Linked DNA regions of Mus musculus: regions 1 and 2 are each linked to region 3. Evidence: chromatin loops called from intact Hi-C (ENCODE). Cell type or tissue: heart. All regions are shown on one strand.

The links. Hi-C counts contacts between places; a loop is a spot of excess contacts. Peaks named below come from ENCODE experiments on the same cell type or tissue, not always from the same donor. Only the 100,000 strongest peaks of a DNase experiment are listed, where the experiment ranks them.
Region 1: a loop joins it to region 3, with 2.2 times the contacts of the local background. A loop is called at or near these places in 3 of 42 quality-filtered maps.
Region 2: it touches region 3 in a loop (3-fold over the local background); 4 of 42 quality-filtered maps call a loop at or near these places.

Annotation. Positions count from the first base shown.
Region 1 is chr9:68,712,644-68,720,643 of GRCm38, forward strand. All of the region lies in intron 1 of Rora (RAR-related orphan receptor alpha), which reads left to right. Among named protein-coding and RNA genes, the nearest start is that of 9530091C08Rik, 49 kb to the right of the region's middle. In heart, a CTCF peak has its summit at 4,533 (motif pointing left); no DNase peak of the experiment used is centred here.
Region 2 is chr9:68,300,130-68,308,129 of GRCm38, forward strand. No RefSeq gene overlaps it. Among named protein-coding and RNA genes, the nearest start is that of Gm22382, 24 kb to the left of the region's middle. In heart, no CTCF peak of the experiment used is centred here; a DNase peak (open chromatin) is centred at 2,302; H3K27ac peaks cover 3,344 bases.
Region 3 is chr9:68,353,154-68,361,153 of GRCm38, forward strand. No RefSeq gene overlaps it. Among named protein-coding and RNA genes, the nearest start is that of Gm22382, 77 kb to the left of the region's middle. In heart, no CTCF peak of the experiment used is centred here; DNase peaks (open chromatin) are centred at 3,158 and 4,298.

The sequences.
Region 1 (8,000 bases), 360 kb after region 3:
TTGCCCAGCCTTCTGTCTTCTAAAGGACTTATTTTTCTCAGCCACTTCTTATCCAAAGGTGCTATTCTGGGTTTTGTATTGTATTTCCTGGCTTGGCTGATTTGAAGAGGCAAGAGTAATAGAAACCTCTCCTCAAAAGATATAATCAGGGAACCCCACCCAGGTCCCTCCCTGGTGGGGCAGCAGAGGTGAGTGCCATGGGTCCTATGGAGAAGGTAGCACCATCCCCTCTTCTGTATAGGGCTAATCCAGTGGTGATAGCAGCTATAAGGATGGAGAGGTGAGTAGGGTAGATGTGGGTGGATGAGCATTTAAAGCCACACATGTGAACAACCCCTTCCCTTCCTTGGGTGACCCCAAACACTGATCCAGCAGTGGCAGCAGCAGCAGCAGCAGCAGCAGCAGCAGCATGTGGGTGCTTCTCTGAAATGCAAACACGCACGCTGCACTGCTTCAGTTTGATGGGGTAGGGGACGCTGTGACCTCTTCAAGCATTGCCTTGTCTCCTTGGGATTTCCCAGCCTGAGAACAGTACCTGGGTGGGAGTAGGACTTGGGGAAATGGGGTTGAGATGTTCCATTTCTACCTGGAAAGAGCCTACAGCTGAACGTGGGGATAGCCTGGGACAGTTTGGGTGTTCAAGATGAGTATCATGGGTCACTGTGTTCTGGTCCCTCAAAAGTTGGAGGTGGGGAGCTTTTGGGTTAATAAGAAAGACCTTGTATGGTCACCAGCAGAGAGACCTATGAACATAATTTGAACCAGCTCTTACAGTCTTTATCTGATTAGTACTGTCTAGCCAAGGAGCAATGCAAAGAGGAATAAAACTGGATGATCACTAGCGAGCACCCAATAAAGATTTATTGATATGCTCTGGTGAGATCAGAGCACTTGCTGCTCTGCACAGAACCTGAATTCAGTTCACAGAGGCCTCATTTGGTGTCTCACAATTGCCGTAATTCCACTTCCAGGGAATCTGAAACCTTCTGGCCTCTGTGGGCTTCCATACTTGAGGTACATACACAAACACATGAAATAAAATAATTTTTTTTTTGCAAAAATGTTTTTAAATGAAAGTTGAGGTAGATCTGGGCTCATAAGAGGACATCTCTGTTATTCTTGCAGCCTGAAGTATACCACTCTTTACCTCAATTAAAATTTGAATCAAATGACTGTGTTTTGTCTAAGGAAACAGCCTCCCTTCCTTCCTTCCAATAATGCTGATCCTATAATTTGGCTGTAGTAGTGGGTGATGTCTTTGGAGCCAGGGAGTGAAGCCTACTTGTATATTCTGTGGTAGGCAAAAATAATGCCACCAAAGATGTCACATTCCAACTCTCAGGACCTGATGATGTGACCTTGGAAAAGGCCTTTGCAAATTTGATCCAACAGGGACCTGGCCACGAGGTGGGGTCCTGGATTATCTGGGTGAGCCCAGTGTCACCAAAGAAGCTGGAGATTAAGGTGAGATGAGAGGATTTGAAGACAAAAGGAGAAGCTTCATACAAGTACACAAATGTACGCACACCCACTCACATGTAAGAACACGCACTTACATGCACACACACATGCACACACACACACATGCACACACATGCACACACATGCATGCACACACACATGCACACACGCATGCACACACAAGCATTAAAAGGTAGAAAAAGGAGAATAGTTTCTGTCAGAGAACAAGAGTAAGACGGGCACCCTCATGTTCAGTGTCACCAGGCCCAGCTTAGGCTCTGGCCATAGAATGTTGAAACAGCAGGTATTTTGCCCTTTGATTCACTGTACAGAGCTGTGTTCACCATGTCAAGTATACAAAGCCTTACTACTACACCCATTGGGCAGATGAGAGGAAGAGATCAGAAAGACAGAGGAAGTTCCGTTGCATCAGAGCGGCAGTCCCTGTGCAGTAGGGATTCATCCTCAAGTCCTATTTTAGAACCCACACTGAGAACTAAAACACTGCCTCTCCAGGAGTCGATGTCTCGAGTCTGTGGCCCAAGTCATATGGCTTCCTTTTGGCCCATCTCTTCAATTTTACCAGGCTGGAGGAGCCAGCAGGCAGGTTCATGTTGGGACACGGGCAGAGGAAGTCAGAAGTCGGTGATGAATCATGTGAATTTTTCCTTTTCTTTGTTAGGTACTATTGATGTATGCTGTTTTCTTCTTTCTGGGGCTTTTGGTAAAGAAGGAAGTTGCCAAGGGTGCTGCTGAAGGAGAACAGGAAGTGGTTCCAGCATCCACTGTACCATCAGTAGCTGATGGAGAGGCCAAAAGAGGGCATGCTTTTCTCATGAAGCGAGTAGGAGTTAAACCCACCTCCAATATTAACAGGGAAACAGGAAGGCTACAACGATCTTAAAGGGCTGAAAAATCCCCGAGGTGGCTCAGCTAGGCCATTCCTCTCTTCTGAGTAGAAAGGACAAGAAACTGGCCAAGGACTCGGAGGAAAATGTTTATCTTCGCTGGAGCAAATCTTCATCTCCATCAGAAATTAACAATGCAGAACCTGGAAACTGGGTAGCTGAGGCACAGAACACCATTTGAGGTGCTATCAGGGAGGACCACGGGCCTAGCAGCATCCACAGGACCCTGAAGAGACACACTCCTGATTGAATGGTTTTGACCATCAAAGTCAAGCAAGGGACAGAAAGAAGCCCAGACTTGCTTTGGAGCTGTGTAAAGGTAGTGGGAGTGAGACTCTGGAGATGCTGGTTAAAGACAAAGGAAGGCTGGGTTTAACTCCATTGGTGCCTGAGGCTGTAAGTGGCCACCTACTGTTCAGATGGGGGCATCTGGAAGATGATATCTAAGGCCATCTTAGTCCTTGGCTGGAAGGATTCAGTCATTTTACAGCTTCCTTTCTAGTGTGAGTGCCACATTAGAGCCATGGGTAGAGCCACTGGGTGGGTGGCAGAATGACTGTTGGGGTGAGAGGAGGGAAGGGGTTCAGGTAAGGGCAGCTGGGTGTGAAGCGTGCAGACCACATGCCCACCAGTACACAGGAAGCCTTGGGTCTCATCTCCAGTATCACGGCAATAACAGCAAGATAAGGAGATATGACAGAGAAATGGGTGCTTAGTGAAAAGTTCCTGCAAGAGGATTTGCCCAAGCTAGACACAATCTAATAAATTATCTCTTTGGCTGGTCAGGGAATGGGTGACAGATGCTATGTTCTTTTGTACATGGTAGCTCAGAGTCAATTGCCCAAACACAGCTGGTACCTTCCAGAATCAGCATTGAAACTCAGTGCTTTGATTTTGCGTCCAGATTCCCTCCCTCCCTCCCTGACTCCCTCCCTCCCCCTCCCTCCCACTGAGCTGTCTCTTGGGGGAGTTGTCATATGCACCCAGTAATAGTTAATGACATGGAAAGATGTCCAAGAGATACAGCTAGCTCAATAACGCAGGCTGTGAGATCGTTTATTTACTCCAGAAATGTGAAGTGGTATATCCCATTGGACTGCCAGGTAGCTACTTCCACGTGTTGAAGTTCCAGTTACTGTTAAGATCTTTTCAGTAGTCTGCACATCTCATACCAGAAATGGCATTCTGGGTTTTCATGGATGCTAATTGGATGCTAGGCTTTTCAGACTCCTTTGATGGAGTTTTGTCAGAACAGCCTCTGCCAACTCTTGTAGAGGTGGTAGGTGGGCATCAGGTGGGTATCCTGAAATGTCAGCAGAGTAACCGCCGTTAGGACTGGCTTTGCATGTAACTACAGGAGGGATGGATTATGAGGAAGCTGTAGAAAAAGAGAAAGGACTGTCAGGAGGGTGGAGTCTGTATAGTTAGGCTGCTGCCCCCTTGGAGGGCTCTGAGTGCCAGGTTAAAATTTTAGTGTTATATAATCAAGCCAGCCATCATTCCAGACCAAATGGGAGAGAATCTCGGGAGACTCCATCCCTCTCTGAGAGGTTTAGGTAGGTGGTGGATGCTGGGAAGGGACAGTCAGCTCCTCTCTGTACATATGGGCAACACTAACTGGACTCAGTAGGTTAGAAGGAGGAGAAGGAGGAGGAAGAGGAGGAGGAGGAGGAGGAGGAGGAGGAGGAGGAGGAGGAAAAGAAGAAGAAGAAGAAGAAGAGGAGGAGGAGGAGGAGGAGGAGGAGGAGGAGGAGGAGAGGAGGAGGAGAAGAAGGAGGAGGAGAAGAAGAACAACAACAAACAATAGCAAGACAAAGAAGATGAAAGAGAGAAAGAGTATGCAGCTTAGAATGGAGTGTGAGCAAGGAATTAGTTTGGAGATAAGTTGAAAGGAAGGAATGGTATGGATATATTCATATAAACAAGAAAAAGTTTTAAGAGTGGATAAATAAAATAAAGGTCCTGAGTCCCACCGACTGTGAAGCCCTAACTCAGTGGTGGTAGTGGAGGTGCTGTGTGGAAAAAATCTTCATAAATGTAGGAAGAAATTAAATGAAGAGTGTGTTTAAGATGTTGCTTTTTCAGCACAGGCTGCGGGAAGAAAACTCACTGACCCAAGCTTGATTGACCCTAGGTTGTGACGCGCTATCGCCACCTGGTGGTCACATGGCCAAATTGTAGGTCTAAACTTCAGATCCTAAGAGTTTAGGCAGAAAACTTCACCAGAGTCAAAAAATCCTAGTCAAGTTGTCTGCATCCCCTGAGAGTTTTAAAAGTCTATAAATATCTGCATAAGAACTGAATATTTCATATTTATCTGAATGTCTTAGTGATGTAGGCATTGCTGCTTTGAGGAACTCAAAATCATTCAAATATAGCAGATAGAAAAAAAAAATTATCTCCAGGAATACACAGATCTCTGAGTCCAGCTGGAAGTTGAGAAGACTCAACAGCTTTGAGCCTTGTAATGAAGGGATAAAAAGACTTTTTAAAAGCATCCCTGGCAGGTTGATGTCTAACAGACTTAACTGCTAAGAAGCAAGTGAGCAATGATTCTTCCAAAAGTTCTCTTTTCAGCTGATTCCGCAGCCTGACTCATTGGCGTTGCAAGGGCTGCTTCTGGAACAGAGCTGTGGCTGATCCTGTGACTTACTTTTGTCACTGTGTCCAATCGGACAGAATCAACAACTATGGCTTTTTTTTTTTTTTTTTTTTTTTTTTTTTTGTGGCTGTCTCTTGTAAATCCAGGAAGGGCTGACCTTAAGAGGAGAGGTGCACGCTGGCTTCAGAGCCATGTGTGCTGGTGAGGAGGCCCTGGGAACGAAGACAGACACATTCACACAGGCAGAACAACTGACATACACAGGAGTCTCGAGGTTAGACCCTTCCTCTGGCTTCACCTCTGAGCAGCTCTGTGACTTTGGGCATGGCGATCTCTCTGAGGTCATGCATTCCATTCCTGTACAGCTAGGTTTTAGATTTGTTCTCCTGTAACTATACCTTAGGGCCAAAAATCTGCACATGAGTGTAAGTGCGGGAGGAATCCAGACGTGTGTCAGAGTCCCTGGAGCTGGAGTTATAATCAGTGGTGAGCCATCCAACACTGGTGCTTGGAGCTGAACTAGGGTCTTCTGAAAGCACTTTTAGCCCATGAGCCATTTCTTCTGCCTCAGGGCATGCAGTTTTTTCTGGAAAGTACCAGGGATGCATAAAGTTGAGTTCTTATCTTCATTCCTCCTCTCCCTTCCTGGCATCCCCTTTTCTTCCTTTCCTTTCTCCTCTCTGCTCATCCTTGCCCCTGTCCCATCTCTCTCTGCCCATAATCTTGGTCTCTTCTTCAGCACTAGCACCAGCACCAGAAAGATAAACATAGTGAATTATCCTACTATTCCAAGGGACTTGCTGGTGCACATACATGTAATAGCTATTCAGTGGAAACTTCCATCTACCATGTCGAGAGCACTGTCGGGGAAGATTGTAGCCATTTGTCAGGGTTCCCAGAGGCCTCATAAGTAAACAGTTTTTCCAAAGAGCTCCCATTTTAAAAATAGGAAAAGCTTCTGACTTTGTTTGCTGTGTTTCTTCTCCCTGTACTGAGCATCCTCCCACTGGCCAGACTGCGCATTCTTACATCATTCCAGTCGGAGGCCTTCAAGGACTGAAGGCAGCTCAGTGTATAGAGAGAGTGGTTTCAGAGCACAGCCTCGGGCTGCGGGAAGGTTTTACTGCTTAGGTTCTGTAACCTTAGAGAAGTTACTTAATCTTTCTGGGATATATATATATATATATATACACACACACATATGTGTATATATATATATATATATACACACACATATATATATATATATTATCTGTGAGTTAATTAAAAAAACCTATAAACTACAGAGAATAATTGTGGGATTCAATGAGATCTCTTCAGATGCCTCATTAATCTTTATAACACATTAATGCAAATGTTACCTGTAACTTCAGTGTTGGTCCTGAACAGTGACAAAGAACGGGTTGCTTCCAGGTTTGACAGGATAATGCACCCTGACCTTCTGCTTGCTGAGATCTACTTCTCTCCATAGCCCTGTTTCCTTTCTGTTTAGAGAACCTCCAGGGTTCTCCAGGGTGGGGGGAGACTCCACATCTCTCACCTGTTTTGCCTATTAGAATTTGAATGGGTATTTATTTGAGGTAAAGTTTCAAACCACTCTCGTGGCATCAGTCTGCAGTAAAGGCCCAGGATGGAAGAAGGAGTTTAATAAAGGACCGGACTATATTAAAGCACAGCCGCTATAAAGCCATTGAAATACTCCTGAGACAGAGGGGAACCAAGGATTCACACAGCCACTTTTGAACCGTGAAGAAGATGGGACTGTCATTCTAGCAAGAAATCACCCCAACAGATGACAGTGAGAGCCGCATCCACAATCAGATTTCAATTGGTAGCATTTTCCTGGCTGAGAGTCGAGGAAGGCTGCCTTGTGCGGCTCAGTGCCTGGCATGGTACTGACACGGGAAGCTACTCCCTTGGCAGAAGCGGCAGGAAGGGGAGAGGAATAGGAACTATTATTCTGACAACGCATGAGTGTCACATTGCACATTGACAGCAGTTTATTTATTTATTTATTATTTATTTTTTGAGCTTGAGAAGAAGGAGTAGAGAGGACCCGGATTCTCAGAGGGTGTGGAGACATTTTGGGGTGTTGGGTAGGGGTGTTCAGTGTGGGATGACATAGGCAAGGTTCCACATCTGTCTTTACGAGGACCCTCTGCTCTTCATGGGCAGCCCAGTTTTCTTTGTTTGAGTTGACACATAATAGCAGTGGATGTTCTTGGGTGTTGTATTTTCCCGTGTGTGAGCAGTAAATAGCTAGGCTTGCTTTGGTGTTGATTGGCACGTGGGATTTGGGAAGAGGGGCTTCTTGGAAAGGGTTCTCTAGTTACTTAGCCCAGCTGTCAATTTCCATTCTATCTCCATATTGCTTCTAATTTTCTAAACATCATTCTTTATGCTTCTAGATTTCCTTAGCTTTTAATGGAGGGGCACTCTATTGCATCTACAGACCTACTACAGAAAGAATTGTTCCTCTAGCCTTTACTGATCTGGAATAAACAAGAACCATGACGTCTGAGTTGGAACAAGGAGGTGTAGCTCTCACTTCTCTGGAGGGGAAGGCTTGGTAGAGCCAATTCGTACAGACTCATGGGACTTACATAAGGACAATGGAAGCCTGTGGGGATTTAATAGCATTCTGCATGATAGCCTAGTTAGAACCCACTCCTCGCCTTTTCCCTGAGCAGGGCCTCCTTAAGTCAGGCATGCTCTTTAGTGTTGTGTAAATCTTGTCAAGACAGTGACAGCTGATTATTTAGGAAAACAGGAACTTGTCTTGCCCTTCAGTTCTGTGACCTCTCCACCCTCAACCTCCCAGTTGATCTGATGTGTAGCATGTTATCCCATCTGAGTGGTGCCCATATCCCATGATGCTGATCCCTAAGGGGTTGAGGATACAGGAAGAGAATGGATGTCAGTGGTGGCTCTGAAGGGCCTAGGAAACCTCATCATTGTGTCAGGGAAAGCAACAACTCACACATAGTTCAGATGGCTTTCTCCATATGTTTGTGATATGAGAAAGGTCA
Region 2 (8,000 bases), 53 kb before region 3:
CTGGGCTGGTGGTTCTGGCTTCTAATAAGATAGCAGGCTAAGCAAGCTATGGAGAGCAAGCCAGTAAGCAGCACTCCTCCATGACCTCTATCTTAGCTCTTGTCCCTATGTTCCAGCCTTGTTTAAGTTCCTGTTGGTGATGACTTCTTTCAGTGAAGACTACAATACTGAAGTGTAAGTCAAGTAAACTCTTTCCTCTCCACATTGCTTTGGTCATGTTGTCATCGCAGTGGCCCTAACTAATACAGTCATTTTCTCCATACTTCTCCTAATTCCTGCTCTAACACTAGGGAAGAATTTACTCCTCCTGAAAACTCCCAAAGCCTTACCACTCTAGATCTAAATGTTTTAGATGTGAATATGCCTATCTCATTTCTCCTTGAATAATTTAATCTTGGAAGTATTTCCTAGGAATTATTTGGCATCACTTAGTGTGAGCAAGTAGAATAATTCCAATGTGGCAGACTCATGGTTCTGTCTTTAGAGTTACTTGATCCATTAATTATCCCTCTTTCCCTATCAAGTGTGTACTAACATTAGAATCAACATCCCAGGCAGATGAGGAAACTGAGTCACAGAGGATGAAAGCTGTGAGGACAGGTAACATATGGTTGTATGAAGAATGATCATTCATCTGATACATTCCTGCTGTGTGTGTGTGTGTGTGTGTGTGTGTGTGTGTGTGTGTGTGTGTGTGTTGTACATGCAACAACTAGTAGCTTTCTGATGTCCCTCAAGTCTGGCAACCTGAAATCTGTGAGACTGGCAATTGTCATTCTCCTTGAATCTGAAAAGTCTGCTAGAGCAGTAGAGATGCATAGATAGGCTCTTGCATGTCTTGTAGACAGGCTCATGTATGCCTGTTTGCACGTGTGGAGGCAAGAGCAAGATCCAGTGCCTTCCTCTACCTCTACTGCGCTTCACCTTATGTCCTGATGCAAAGTCTCTTGCTGAACCTTGAGCTCACTATCTTTTGATGGTCAGCGTGCCCCAGTGACCTTTCTGTTTCTGGCCACTTCTAGTCCTGGGATTTTAGATTCATGCAGCCATGCCACGCCAAAGTGATCTTTGCTCATGACAGGGATCTGAAGTCAACTTCTTATACTTATGAACCAAGCACTTTACAAAGCCACGGAGTCATCTTCTCAGCCCCTGAGCCACCTTCTTAACAGCTGCCTGTTACATCCATGAGTGGTTTACTGGGACCCTAAGAGTAGCATAGAACCCCGAGGGGACACATATATATTAGCAGGATGCTACCCATGGCAGGGTAACAGTGTAAGCGGTGACTGCATAACAGGTTAATAGGGTGATGGGTTCATCAGATGTGATCACAGGGAACCCACTGCAACTTTTTTATGCTCAGACATGTATCTTCCTTTGTCCAGGAGAAACCACCCAGCTTACAGGACCCTCCCACATGGTTTGCTGTGGCCAAGGTAAGATAAACAGAACACGAGTGTGAGTGGAGGTGGAGGCACCATATATGTTTGGGGCTTGTGACTGCTTCCCCCCCCCCCTCGATGCTTTGATATAGCTTTTTAAGTTAAACTACACTATTTATTTTGTGTGCATGTGTGTGGGCACAGGCATGCTACAGTGGGCATGTGGAGCTCAGAGGACAACTTACAGATGAGTGCCCCTGCATGCTGAACCAATGCTGCACTTTTAATTAAACATGACTTTGGGTACCACTGTGCCCCTGAACCCCATGCATTTCTATGTTTAAGCACCACATATTGGAAACATTTGCTGCTGTTGTTCTTTCAAAAACTCACTGTGTAAACTCATTATATGTGGTACTGTATCAGGGGCATTTTCATGCATGCATCTCTTATATGCTGGGCATATTCTTCCCACAATGCCTGCCCTGTCTTTCTTTTTCTCTCCTTTCTTTTCTCTCCTTTCCATTTGCCTTCTTTGTTCCCTACACGGTTTAACTTCCACAGTTTTTATGAATCTATTCAAAGCCTAGGAATCACACATGAGAAGAAACATACTATAATTGTCTTTCTGAAACTGGCTGACTTCTCTTCATGTGATCATCTCCAGTTGGAATCAAGTTTCCTTCAGATGACATGATCTCACTCCTCCTTACAGCTGACAAAACATCCCTTGTGTCTGCTAGAAGAGCTCAGTGGGATTTCTTATGTATCCAAGAAAATAAAGTCTTCTTTGGGTTACGTGAAGGCTACAGGGTGCAAGGTGACATCAGGGTGAGGCCTTTGTCCTGTTCTGGCTTCCTTCTTCCGGCTTGTCTTCTGGGAGAGCTTGAGAGTCTTGCCTGGTGACTGTTATCGAGGGAAAGCAGGGCTTCTGGGACTTCTCAGCTCAGACTAGCCGAAGCAGGGCCTCCCGCCCAGCCCAAACTGGAAATGCTAAAAATAGCCAACAGCAGGATTTCATGGTCAGCTGCTTCCCTTTAAGGGAAAGATCATTTAAATTTTATATTTAAAAAGAAACTGTCATTGTGGCCACTCATGCCATAAATAAAATCCAATCAGTAATTCCCACATCCATTAAACATACATGTCTTGGGGACCAGATATTCTTAAAGCACAGGGCTAGGCCAGCCCCTTCAGGCTGGTAGGCTCTTTTGCAGCTGACTAGAATAACATTGAAAACAGGTCCTAGACAGGGGCTAGGGCTGTAGATTAGCAAGAGAGTGCTTGCCTAACATGTATGAAGCTCTATCTTTGACCCGAAGCGTTGCAAATTAATTAATTAATTAGTCACTTGATAGGCTGATAAAATGAATACTTAGGATAAAATAAGCTCCTCATCTAAGTGAGTTTAGATAAAAATATTCCTGATAAGCAATCACTAAAATCACAAATCTTTTTTTTCTTCCCTTTTTTTTTTTCAAAAAAAAAAAATGAGGTTGGGTCTCATGTGGTCTAGTTTAGCCTGGATCTCAATGTGTAGTGTACAATGAACTTGAACTTCTGATTCTCCTGCCTCTATCTCCAGAACGTTGGGATTAGAGGCCTAAGCCACTGTGCTTACTCATTTATGTTGTGCTGAGACCCAGGGCTTCATGCATGCTAGGTAAGCACTCTAATAATTAAGCATCCTCCTGCTGCCTCTTCGGCATTCTACACCTGGTGACTTGGAGCAGGTCCCTTCATGGTTTGTCTTCTAGCTTTGCCAGGATCTTCTCTTCTGGATAAACTGTGGTCTCTTCCTTATGCAGAGTTTACTCTACAGGAGCCTCAGCAGGGACACCGAGTTGTTCAAATTGAAACACGGCCTAGATTCCTCTTTGCTTTGTCTTTTATATCAACACCAATACCCAGAGCCTGTGTTTTCTGTCAGCTCTGTTGCAGGTCTGGGAGATGCTGACAGTTCAAGGTGTGGCTATAGGTAAGCAAAGGAGAGTTGGCTGGCCAGTGTTTTCCAGCAGTGTCCAAGAAAAGTGCCTCATTGGCCACCCATCCTAGACTCCCTGCTCTACCCTATTGCTTCCCATCAAGAGAATGCACAGGTATGAAGACGAATCACTTCATTTGGAAGCCTTCCTTCTGCTTCCAGGTTTCTGGGCAGTACTTAATCCTTTCAAGCCCATGTTTGTACCTTTGGAATGGAACACATATGGAATAAGATGGTATTGAAGTTCAATTTGGAGCTGGGGAGAATATAGTGTGTCCTCTGAATAGATGGTAGTGTTCGGGACTTGTTACTGTAGCACAGCCTTTAAGATCTAGAGGAGAACAGGACATGAGTGACTGGCCCCGAGGATGGGGCAGGTAGGACAGAGGCTAGATGCTGTCACAGTCACCACATTCTTTTCCTTTACCTCTGGTGAAGCCCATTCCAAAGGCACTAAAATGTCTTTATCCTTCCCCATTGTACTGATTGTTCTTAATACCCACACATTAACCTCTGTCTGCTCATACCTAACCTGGGTAGTGACCCCTTTACTCTGTCATGATGAACGTGTCCATATACAATCCTAGTGGAAAGTTGTGTCCTTACCACTCCTGGACTGTGGTTACTTCCAGGGAGCTTCTTGCTAGGTTGTCTCCAAACCTGAGGCCCACACTGAGTCACCAGGGTCAGCTCCAGGCTCTTCATCACTTTCAGTCTTGTTACCTTGACACAAACACCTGCAGTTGTTCTAGTTTGCTTTCTGTTGCTAAAAACACTGATAGCAAAAGCAACCTGTAGGGGAAAGAGTTTATTTCAGCTTACAGTTATTGCCTATCATGAAGAGAAGTCTGTGCAGAAACTCAAGGCAGGAATCTGGAGGCAGGTACAGAAACAGAAGCCATAGAGGAGTGCTGCTTACTGGCTTGCTCTCCATGACTTGCTTAGCCTGCACTCTTATACAACTCAGGGCCACTTGCCCAGGGGTAGCACAACTCACAGTGGCTGGGCCCACCTATATAAATCATTAATCAAGAAACTGCTTCTGGCATGCACACAAGCCTATTGATGATCAGTTCCTCAGTCAACATTTCCTCTTCCCAGGTGACTCCGGTTTGTATTAAGCTGACAAAAAACTAGCCAGCACACAGGTAGATGCCACCTCCCACCTCTTTCAGACTAGCTCTTACCACCAAAAGACTGAGCTCTAAGAAAATGACCTGTCTTTGCATTGCTGATGTACAAATTACTGGAATCTTGTGAGATATCCAATTCTGCAAGGAGAAGTCCAGAAGAAATCCTCCATCAACTCATTTGGATGACTTTCTGAGAACTTTGAAAGAGCAACCTGTAGCTGATGTCTGGTTTCTATGTGGTCATCAAAGTCCACATATATTAGAGAACACTGGGGTTGGGCTTCCTTTACTCAAATGGCATTGCATTTGAAGAATTTTACCCCTTTACCTTAAATTATTCTAGATGATGTTGCCACCTTAAATTATTCTATATGATGTTACCTCTAGAAAGGAAAAGCGTAGATTTCCTTGGACATCAAGTTGAGTTTTGAACTTAATGTAGTCTTTTTCTGTGTCAAGATTAGTTAGTCAACTAAGAGAATTCTGCATTGGAGTAGGGACCAGTCCCTCAGCTTTACCCCACTGCTATAAAAGATAAATGTACATATACAAGAAGATAAAATTCTGGAAAAGGAAAAACTATGACTAGGAGTAAATTTCCAATTTCCCCAGCCGCCAACTTAGAGATGAACCATGCTGTAGCAAGCCAAATGCTATCGCATCCAGAAGAGCAAGATAACTTAGAGAGCAAATTGCTTGTTCTGGTTTGGTTTCTGTTGCTGTGATAAAGCAGTCAGAGGAAAGGCAATTTGGTGGAGGAAAGGATTTATTTCAGCTTCCAGCTTCTGTCATTATGGATAAGTCAGGGCAGGCAAGAACTTGAAACAGAAACCATGGAAGAACATTGGTTACTGGCTAGCTCAGGTTCATGCATACATAGGTTTCTCATATAGCCCAGAAGTGCCTACCCAGGGATTGTACTGGACCCTTCTGTTAACAGTCAAGACAAGCCAACACAGACATTGCTACAGCACAATGTGATCCAGGCAATCCCTCAGTGGAGGAATTCTTCAGCATGTGGATGACTCTAGGCTACACCAACTTGACACACAAGGGTAGCCAGGATACTGTTCTTCCTCTCTCTTCCATCATTGATTGCAGACTAGTCATTGAGCTTACTTGATCATAAGTCTTCCATGTTTGGAAATGCATGGCAAACAGGTTCATAGTGTAGCTGCTTCCTGCTAGGATATCCTAAACTATAGAAATGTGTTCTTCATGGTTCCAGAGGCTGAAAGTTTCAGATCAAAATCCCAACAGATGTGGTATATAGTAAGGGTGGGTTCCATTTATTTTGTGCACACAAGCTTCTTTGGGTTCTTTTATTAGGGCAGAGAGGCCGTCAGAAAGGCTCTGATCTCATGACCTCTTGATCCCATCCCATCTGGGATTAAACTTTAACATGCAAATCTTAGGAAATACAAGAGGGCAGATTATGGCACCGGCATTCTGTAAGTATTCTATGTAGCTGACACAATCAACACCATAGCATCCTATGAGAAAGTTGGGACTTAATTTCTGCTTCTCCTCCCTCCACCACTGCACAGACTGGTTCTGCTGCTATGATGCCTTTACAGCAAATCCTCTCCTTCCTTTGTCCACTACCTTGGCTTTTAGTTGAGATTCAGGCACTGCCTTTGCTAACAAAGTAATCTTTCTGAAGTAACAATGTGGTTATTTTTGCCTCAGTGCTCCCATTACTTACTGTGATGTCTGACCTCCCTGATATGGTACACATGTTCTTTTGGATATGGTCTCTGACCGCTCCTCTCTTACTCCTCTACCACTACCTTGCATCTGTTGGTACCCCAATAAGTAATCTCTGTGGTCCCTGAAATGCATTATGCTGTCACCATTATTCTGTCCACTTGCTCTCTTTTCTGCCTGGGATACCCCTTTGCCATTCTTTCCCTGGGAATAGTGGTCATCCTTTAAATGGTGGGCTTGGCAGCAATCTCAAAGACAGGAGGACAGTTGACCATCACAAAGAGTCTACTTGCTGTGTCACTTGTTGTGATGTAATAACTAGGGGTTATTTACCTTCCCTTGACTTTCTCATCAAAGTGCTCTGGCACCATGTCTAAGACATGACGGCTGTTCAGCTAAGCCAAATTCTTATGGAAAAAGTTGCGTACCACTTTATAATTTATACATACTTACACAGACACACAATATGTTATACTATATATAATACACATATAATAGCACATGATAGATACCATAGTGCACATATAATATACATTTATATCATATATACACATTTAACAACATATACAATGATTCATGATCTATATAATATAGCAAATATATAAGAAATACAATATAATATATACCATGTGTAACGCATAAAATCATATACATATATAATAAAATGCACATATAATGTACATATATACACAATATTTATGCATGCATATACATATGTGTGTGTGTATAGTGTAGTAGATGTAAGTTTTTGTGTGGGAGTGTACAACTGTAAGCACAGGTATGTGTGCACATGTGCATGGAGGTCAAAGTTCAACATTGACTGTCTTCCTAGATCACTCTCTACTTTGCTTTACTGAGACAAGGTGTCTCACTGATCCCGGAGCTGATATAGATAGACTGGCTGCCCACTGAGCTCCAGGGATTTCTGTCTCCACCTCTCCCCCAGTGCTAGGATTATAGGTGTGCTCAGCCACATCTGGCTTTTACTTGCCTTGCGTGCTAGATATACAGAATCAGGTCTTCATTCCCACTTGGCAGGCACTTTACTGCCTAAGCCATCTCCACCCCCAATGCAGAGCCATATTATAGGGCTCCTCGGAGATAAAGAAGTAATTCACTTATTTTATTCAAGGTTGTCAAATCTGTCATATATTTAAAAAAAATCTGAGTCATTATTTTGCCTGGAGAGGAATAAAGTCAATTGGAAACCAGAACCATGGAGAAAAGCATTTCACATCAGGTAGAAATTAAAACACTCAGGTAAACAGTAAGACAGGCACAGTGGGGGTTTTAGTGTGTGTCCTCAGGACGGATTTGCCACTAATACTTATAATTGATACTTTCCTGGGAGCTGGGAGGTGCTACTGTGTGGCTGATTTGTTTCCGTTCCTTTTAACTTGTCAGCTGGTTTTATCTTTGCATAGATTTCCTCCCCTCTTCCCATTTCAGCTCAGTGGTTCTCGGTGTGCCAAGGAAGTAAAGCAGTTGGGGGTCCATTGGGATTTCACAGCCATTTGATTCAAAATTTATCCTAGAGAAACCCCCTTAATCCACGGCACTCAAAACCTCACAGATAACCAAAGGAGATGAAGGAAGGCCCCTCTGGGAAACCAGAGTTCAGCCTGTACTGTTTCCCTCCTAGGAGGAAGGGGAATGCTCCCGGGGCATTTCTAGCAGTGGCAGACTGTGTCAGAGGTGACCTCCCTGGGAGTCCCACTGAGAGCTGGCTCAGCACAAGGGTCTTTGAAAGCTCTTGGTTCCTAGAGCTGCACATGCCACAGTCAGAGGGCC
Region 3 (8,000 bases):
AGTTTTGCCTCAAGCCTGGCTTCCTTTAAGTTTCTATGAATTGTTTGGAGATGTGGATGAATCAACTTAGTTTAGGCTAATCTACCCCCAGGTAGAAACTTTTAGGGAACACACATGCGTACAGAGTACTTTAATTCAGAAAATAAAGGTAAGGGGCTTACTTAAGGGTGGGAAAGGTACTCAGTCATTAAGAGCACTTACTGCTCTTACAGAGAGTGAGAGTTTAGTCCCAGCATCCACACACTGACACACAAGTACCTGAAACTCCAGCTCATGGGAATCAGAGGTACATATAATGCCTATAAATGCATGTCGGTTTATAAGCACTTACACAATAAAGCAAATATAATTTTTGTTTTTTAAAAAAGATGAGCTGAGAAGATGACTTGACAGTTAAGCACACATACTGCTTCTTCGGAAGAGTGGCATTCACTTTTCAGCACCCACACTGGGGAGCCCACAACTGCCTCTAACTTCAGCTGCAGGGTATCTGACTCCCTCCCCTTGCTTCCTCGGGCAAGGAATTGTACTTGTGTACACATATCTCCCCTGGGTCCCCACATGTATACGTACACATAATTAAACATGAAAAGGAATATGATAGTGCAGGGTATGTTCCACTGGAGAAGTCACTCCTGGGATTGAGTTATCCCTTAACACAGCTTTCAAACTGAGCTGAGGAAGTCCAAGGTTCTCCAGACTTTGGGTGTGTATCTGATCTCTTCTGTAATACGACCTGCTTTTAAAATATTTCTCCCACTCAGGTTTCCCCTAGTTATTCTTTGAGCATAAATCTCATCCTCAGATAACTTAGGCATAAAGGAATCTGATGGAGGAGTAGAACAGACTCACCAAGTGTCTCCTCCTCATTACAAGTGAATAAGTAAACAGAGAACCATAAATAATCCTATCTATGAAAAGAATAGGGTGGGGTTTCTTTCCTAGATGACCCAAATAATTATTGAGGCATTAGGGGAGTCTTGATATTTGAGACATACAAAACTCAGTACAAATGTCTGGGTATGATGTCATTATTTCCTACCATATAAAACCTCTTCAAGTTTTATCCCAAGGAAGTGGGATCAGGAGTGAATTCGTCCTGTTGAGATAGTGTGGTCACGATTTTGCCTTAAGATTTAATTAGGGTCTTGATATAATTTTTGCCTTAAAAGTACTAGTAGTACATGCTCCCCTACAGTTTATGATGATCTGAGGAAAATGACCCTCAATGGCTAACACTGATGTTCTAGAACAGCTTTTGACCTGATTAGCACAGCACATAGTTTGATAGGTTTTTTTCTATCAAACATTAAAAATCAAATGCCTGATCTGTTGTCTCATTGGACTCCCACACATAGATTGCTCAGTCAGTGTCTCTCAGATGGTAAGACGTGATAGATCCTGATTCCCCCTTTGGCATCAGGGGCTCATTGTAGACAGTGTGTTACGGAGGGTGGAGGAGGAAGCTGGATTGCTTCCCAGTGCAGCAGGTGCTGATGAGATGCTAAATATATATGAATCACGTCTGAAGTTGAGAACTACTTTGGCAGTGGTTATGCCCCTAAATCTCTCTACAAAAATAAAGGACACCCCTCCTGACACTGTGGGTGCTCCTGACAGGTGCCCTCAGCTGTCAGCCTTCTTAGGGTTGACTGAGCTTCTCAAGACTGTGCCTCTTTGCACAGGAACCCTTCAGCGAATGATTGGTTGAGCCAATGATTTGAAATGCTACGGCCCCCTCCTGAACTCAAGATAATACTAGAAGGGCAGCCTAGCACCCAAGCTCTTCTGAGGTTTTGGAGGACTTTTCCTAGGACTCCATCACAGCTCAGCCATCTCCCTCTTTGCAGTTCTGGTTCTTTTTTCTCCTGTAGCTGTCAGTGCCAAGAATTATCTATGACCGAAACCTGTATGCTAGGGTCATGAAGATGGCTTAGTAAGAGAAGTGTTTGCTGTGTAAGCACAAGGACATAAATTCAATTCTCAGAACCCACAGGGGTTGGAATGAAGAGATAGATAGCTCAGTGGCTAAGAGCCCTTGATGCTCTTTCCTGAGGTCCTGGGCTTGGTTTCCATTCTTAACTTCCTGTAGCTCCAGATTCAGGGGATCCAATGTCCTCTTCTAGCCTCTATGGATACATACATATACACAGACTAATTAATGCTGTCTTCTGGTTTCCACATGTGTGTGCAAACAAGTACATGAATATTCTTATGTGTTAGTGAATTTTATGTCAACTTAACACAAGCTATGGCTATCAGAGAGGACAGAGTCTCAATTGAGAAAATGCTTCCACAAGACTGGGCTCTATGTAAGCATATAGGGTATTTTCTTAATTAGTGATTGCTGTGGGAAGGTCTAGCCTATTGTGGGTAACATCAGTTCCTGTCTCCAAGGTTCCTGCTTTGTTTGAAGAAATACAGTTGCTGTCCTGTATTCCTCCAATAATGAACAGTGATATGGAATTATAAACAGAGAAACTCCTTCATCCTCAACTTGCTTTGTTTGGGACATGGTGTTTCATCACAGATATTGTAACCCTAACTAAGACACGTTACATACATGAAAATACAAAACCTGCAATGCTAACCTCCATCTCAGAGCCAGCAAGCCTGGGGAACCAACACTTTGGTGCAAGTAGGTCGTCTTGACTTTATGTTATTGTATTGATTATAGTTCTACTCAACTTTTGACCCTTCCCCCACAAAAGAAGGATGAAGTCAAAATCAACATCTTAGTGTCTTCAGATGCCACTCTGAGAACATGGCATTTGACCCATACTTATGTGGCTTTTTCTATCATACGAATGATAAAGATTTTCCCTAAAGGTTCCCAGTCCCTCTTCAATGGGATTCTGAAGTCTTAGGAACCTCATTTGTTTGACACCCCCATGTCCCGGTCTTCTGAAGGACAGCTCCACAGGAAATTCACTGCCCTGAGCCATCTTGACATACTGACTCACTCCAGAGAGCCTGGGGCTTCATTCCTTCCCCAAACTGACTCCTCCACGGCCGTGACAGGAATGTGACAATTATTAATAAGTTCAAAATGGTCCACTTGTATTTCTTCTTGGCTCCTAGAGAAATGTGTCTCTGGGAATGGTTCCAAGGTGTTGTTAGTTCTGTCCTCTGGCGGATCCACAGGTCCAGCCAAAGAGCGTATGTGCTCCAGACCTGAATGTTCTAACAGCCACAGCTCTGTTCTGGACATGGAGGACAAGCTGAGTCCTTCAGCCTCCACTGAGGTCACAGGGCTCAAAGTTGTGTGGCCAGTTTTGCCAGAGACTGTGTTCACTGTTATGGTATCTGTATATAAACTCTTGCACTGAAGTCTTTCCCAGCCTCCATGTCAAGCTGCCACCGGAAGTCAGCTGGACAAGGTACTAGGTCTTGATGGCAGGTTTCTCCTAATTCGAGTTTATCTTTTTGGTAAAGAACAGTAAGATGGTCAGCTGTGTCAAATGTTCACATCTTAGATCTTCTGGAAATGCTCTTGATGTGGTGTCTTCCAGGGCTTAACCATCATCTGGGCTAGAACATTCTCAGCCAGAGAACACCCTATCACAGTTCCTTTACTTTTGCTGTGATAAAATAGACTGACAGTCAAATTATAGAACAATGGGCTTATTTCAGCTTCTAGTTAAAGGGTATAGTCTATTGTGGTGAAGAAGTTACAGCTACAGACACTTTTTTTCAGACAACTGCGTCCAGGAAATGGAGCATGAACAGGAAGTAGAGCTGTACTATAGAAACTCAAGGCCTGTCCCCAATCACCCACTTCCTCCATCTCCTAAAGGTTCCACACCATTCCCAAACATGTAACCAGCTGAGAAGCAAGTATTCAAAACCACCTTTAGAGGACATTTCTCACCTAAATCATAACAATTCTGCCCTCTATTACCACCCAATACCATCTCTTTACCTCATGTTCGTCTGCAAAAGAATTTTGAATGAATTATTTCCCAGCGTCATCTAATCCATTTGAGGTTAAAATGTTAGTAATGACATTTCTGTCACGACAGCAGGACACAACTTTGTATATACTATGACTTTTCATCTCTCCCACTATCACAGAAAAAGATACTGCCTCCAAAAGTCCAACACTGAAGCCGCCCCAAAGAGGCCAAGTAAGTGTAGAGGAGCCTAAATTGTTCTGGCCACATGATCAGCCAGCAGGCAGTCGCCACACTGGCAGTTGAGCCAGGACCCAGCTGCATTGCTCTGATATCTTTTGCCGCCTTTGTGTCGAGGGCAGGCCTTCCCAGTCAGGCATCCCCAGCCACTGACTGAGTGTGGCAGCAGTGCCAAGACAGGCCCATTCCCAGGAGACACAGGACTCCAGTGACAGCTGACTTGGCTAGAGAATTCTGTAGTGTCCTTGCCTAACCTTTTGTGTCCCGTATGGCAACCTGAGGGCTTCCATCTGACTCCTTCTCTCTCCCTTTTCTGCCCACAGAGATGCAGCTCCCAGGGCAGTGTGACTGCTGTCCAACCTCTTTCTTTGCCCCATTTTTGCCCTCATAGGAAGTTCCCTTGATAAATCCTAGAGCATCAAATCCCTTCTTGGCTTCTGCTTCACAGAATCCAGAATCATAGACTGTGCAAGGATGGGATTTTTATGAATTGGATGTGAAATGTCCCTAAAAGCTCATTTTTCAAATCATCTTAGCTGCCAGCATCTTCTGTTTGCTAATTCCTTCTATAACTGATTCCCATCTCAGATGAGTTAGAAATGGTGGTCTCATAGCCTGGGAGATGGCTCAGTCTATACAATGCTTGCCTTACAAGCATAAAGACCTGAGTTCAATTCCCAGCACCCATGTAAAAATTCGGGCATGTTAGAATGCTCTTATAATTCCAGTGTTGGGCAGACAGTGATAGGAAGATCCCTGGATCTTACTGGCCAGCCAGCCTAGCCTCATTAGTGGGTTGTAAGATAGAGGAAAAAAGGATGTCTTAAAATCAGGGTGGATGGTGCCTAAGGAAAAGTGTTCAAGTTTGACCTCTAACCTTCGAATGCAAGCACACACACAAACATTCACATGAACCTGCATAAACAATTACACCAATAAGAATCTCTAAGCACACACATGCATACACACACACACAAAACTATTTTTTTAAAAGGGGGCAAGTGCCAGATAATAGCACTAAAATGGTAAGTCTAATAGATTAAATATTAGTCAGAACATTTCTCTATCTTGTCAGTTTTCCTTCCTGCTCCATTAGATGGGAGCTAAGAAAAGAACAAACTAGTGCATGAGAAGAGCTTAGTACATGCCATGTGTTTGCTGCAAATAACTTTCACAAGAGCATCAACACACATAGACAGGAGAGGCATCTGAGGTATGGAAGGGGAATATCATTAATCCAAGATTACACTATGATCCAGAGATGAGCCAGTGCACAAAGCTAGGCTTTTAGGACCTCAAAATGCATACCCTGTGCACTTGAAAATTAAGCGAGGGTTGCTACATCCACCTTCTGACCAAGGCATGAGGAAGCAAGCCTCAGGGCCATTCCCATGTAACAATCAGCCAGGGGTGAGTCCTTTCTGCCCTTGTGAATAGCTCAGCACTGTGAAGATTGTTTCTAGGGTCTCTAAACCAGAGGAGTGACTTGGTCTACCTGTAGAAGGATTTCCAGAATAGTTATCAATGCCATTTATAGCAGGAGGGAGTGGCAGGGCAGGAGCTGGTTCACGTATCTATGAGGATGAGACCAAGAAACAGACAGTAAAGTCTTCCTCTGGAAATCATAGCTATGCACTTTCTAGTCACTGGAACATCCTTTCACAACCCCCAGGTCCTCCCCTTGTGTGATTTACTTGGTCCCAATGTCATCAACAGACAGATATGAATGTGACTGAATGGGTTTGGAGTTGGTAAACTATGGATAGCACTCCAGAGTGAAGCACAGTTTTCTAGAGAAACAGGCTATAAGAGATAAGGATGAAGCCGATGTGGTTGCCAATCATCTGAATCTAATCCAAATACTGAAGAGGCTGTAATACAACCTGCCATTGTATACAAAAGCTATTCAATATTGAAGGGATCAATCAGGATGTAGAGGTTCTTGAAAAGTTTCTACATATTCTGCTATCACAGAACATTATGCCCATGTCTTTCCCCTCTTTGTTTCTTCCAAGTCTCCACCCCTTATATGAAATCCATTTTGAAAGTGAGGCTTCATATGCTTTGAATGAGTATTCCCAATAAGAAACAAATTGAGACCCTAGTTTTATTTCTTCTGAGAATATTTATTTATAACTTATATAAATGAGTACTTACCATTTGATAATATTTCAAAGCATTTATGTATTTACATCATGCTTTTCTTTCTCTCCTCCTTGAAATGGGCTCATTCTCATATCCCAGCCTAGCCTCAAACTGGCTGTGTAGTCAAAGATGATCTTGAACATGTGACCTTCCTACCTCTTACTCCTGAGTACTGGCATTCCAGACTTGAACAACCATCCACTGTTCATGGAGTGCTGGGGAGTGAACCCAGGGCTTCAGGCACTTTGGGCAAACATCCCACCAACTAGCTATATTCCTATTCCTTGTACCAGGTTTTATATAGTAGGTGTGACTCTATGTTGATAGATTTTTAATCTGGTCTTATTAAAAAGCTTTGCCTAATCTCAAAGTAGCAGTGTCCCAGCATTTTCTCAATTTCATTTGTACATCGTATCATTAGTATGCTTTATCTTCAGTGAGACAATTGCTCACAGGTCTCTTGTTTTCCTGCCTATTTGGTGGTAAAAGGAGGAGGAGGAATAAAGGAGGAGGGGACGAAAAAAGAAAAAAGGTGGAGAGGGAAGGAAAGAAGGAAGGAAGGAGAGGAAGAGGAGGAAGGAGAAGGAGGAGGAAGAGGAGGAAGAGGAAGAGGAGGAAGGAGAAGGAGGAGGAAGAGGAGGAAGAGGAAGAGGAGGAAGGAGGAGGAGAAAAAGAGGAAGAAGAAGGAGGAGGAGAAGAGGAGGAGGAGGAAAAGGAAGAAAAGGAGGAAGAGGAGGAGGAGGAGGAGGAGGAGGAGGTGAATAATAAGAGCCTCTGACAGCTTCCATGTTTCCATTCTGGACTATATTTTACTTGAAACACAGGGTCTGGCTTCCTCTAGAACAGAGAACAGTGTATTTGCCATCCGATATGATAAGGATGATGTCATCCCCTAGAGCTCCAGTTGGCTGGGCTTTCTCATAGGACCATTATAAAAGATTTGGCTTTCACTCACTCAGGGTCTCTCAGCCACAACACAAGCACTGCAAGGCCAGGGTCTTCTTGTGTTCCCACAGTGATTCTGTGAACTTGGAGACAGCTAGCTGGACACACATGAGGTTTCATGCTACTTGCTGCCTGATGTTATACTTTTGTCTCTGACCCAGGGTTCTTTTGTCCTTTGCCAGTGTCCATGTGGTTTGTCAAGTTAGCATTGTCACAAGGAAGCAAAATGAGACCCCGCATGATTTTTGACAGTATCATTTACACATTTTTTGAAGTGGAATGTAACACTCTCCTAGACGTGTGGGTATTTAGTTTAGTTTGGTTTGAACAGTATGACCCCGTCCCATTCATCTAAAGTGTAAATACTCACTAATTTGTCTCAACAAACTGCCATAACCTGGGCAAAGACTTGCTGGGCATGTCTTTATTTTCAGGAGCAGAGTCTTTCTCAAAGATGACTTGCTTGGTCTTGGGTCCCTCAGATAACCTGATACACATCAAGGGATGCTATGACATAATCTTTAGTCCACATTCTTGGTATTTCTTTTTTTCATATAGGGTTTCATGTGAGACCTCAGGCTGATCTCTTTGAAATAATTATGCAGCCAAGGATGAGCTTGAACTTCCGGTCCTCCTTCTTCTACCTCTCTAATGCTGGAATTACAGGCATCCATCCCTATGCCTAATGTATGTAATGCTGAGGGTTGAGCCCGAGGCTTCCTGTGTGGACGAATTTTCTTCCAATGGAGCTGAATCCCCACCGCTGGTGAAGCTAAT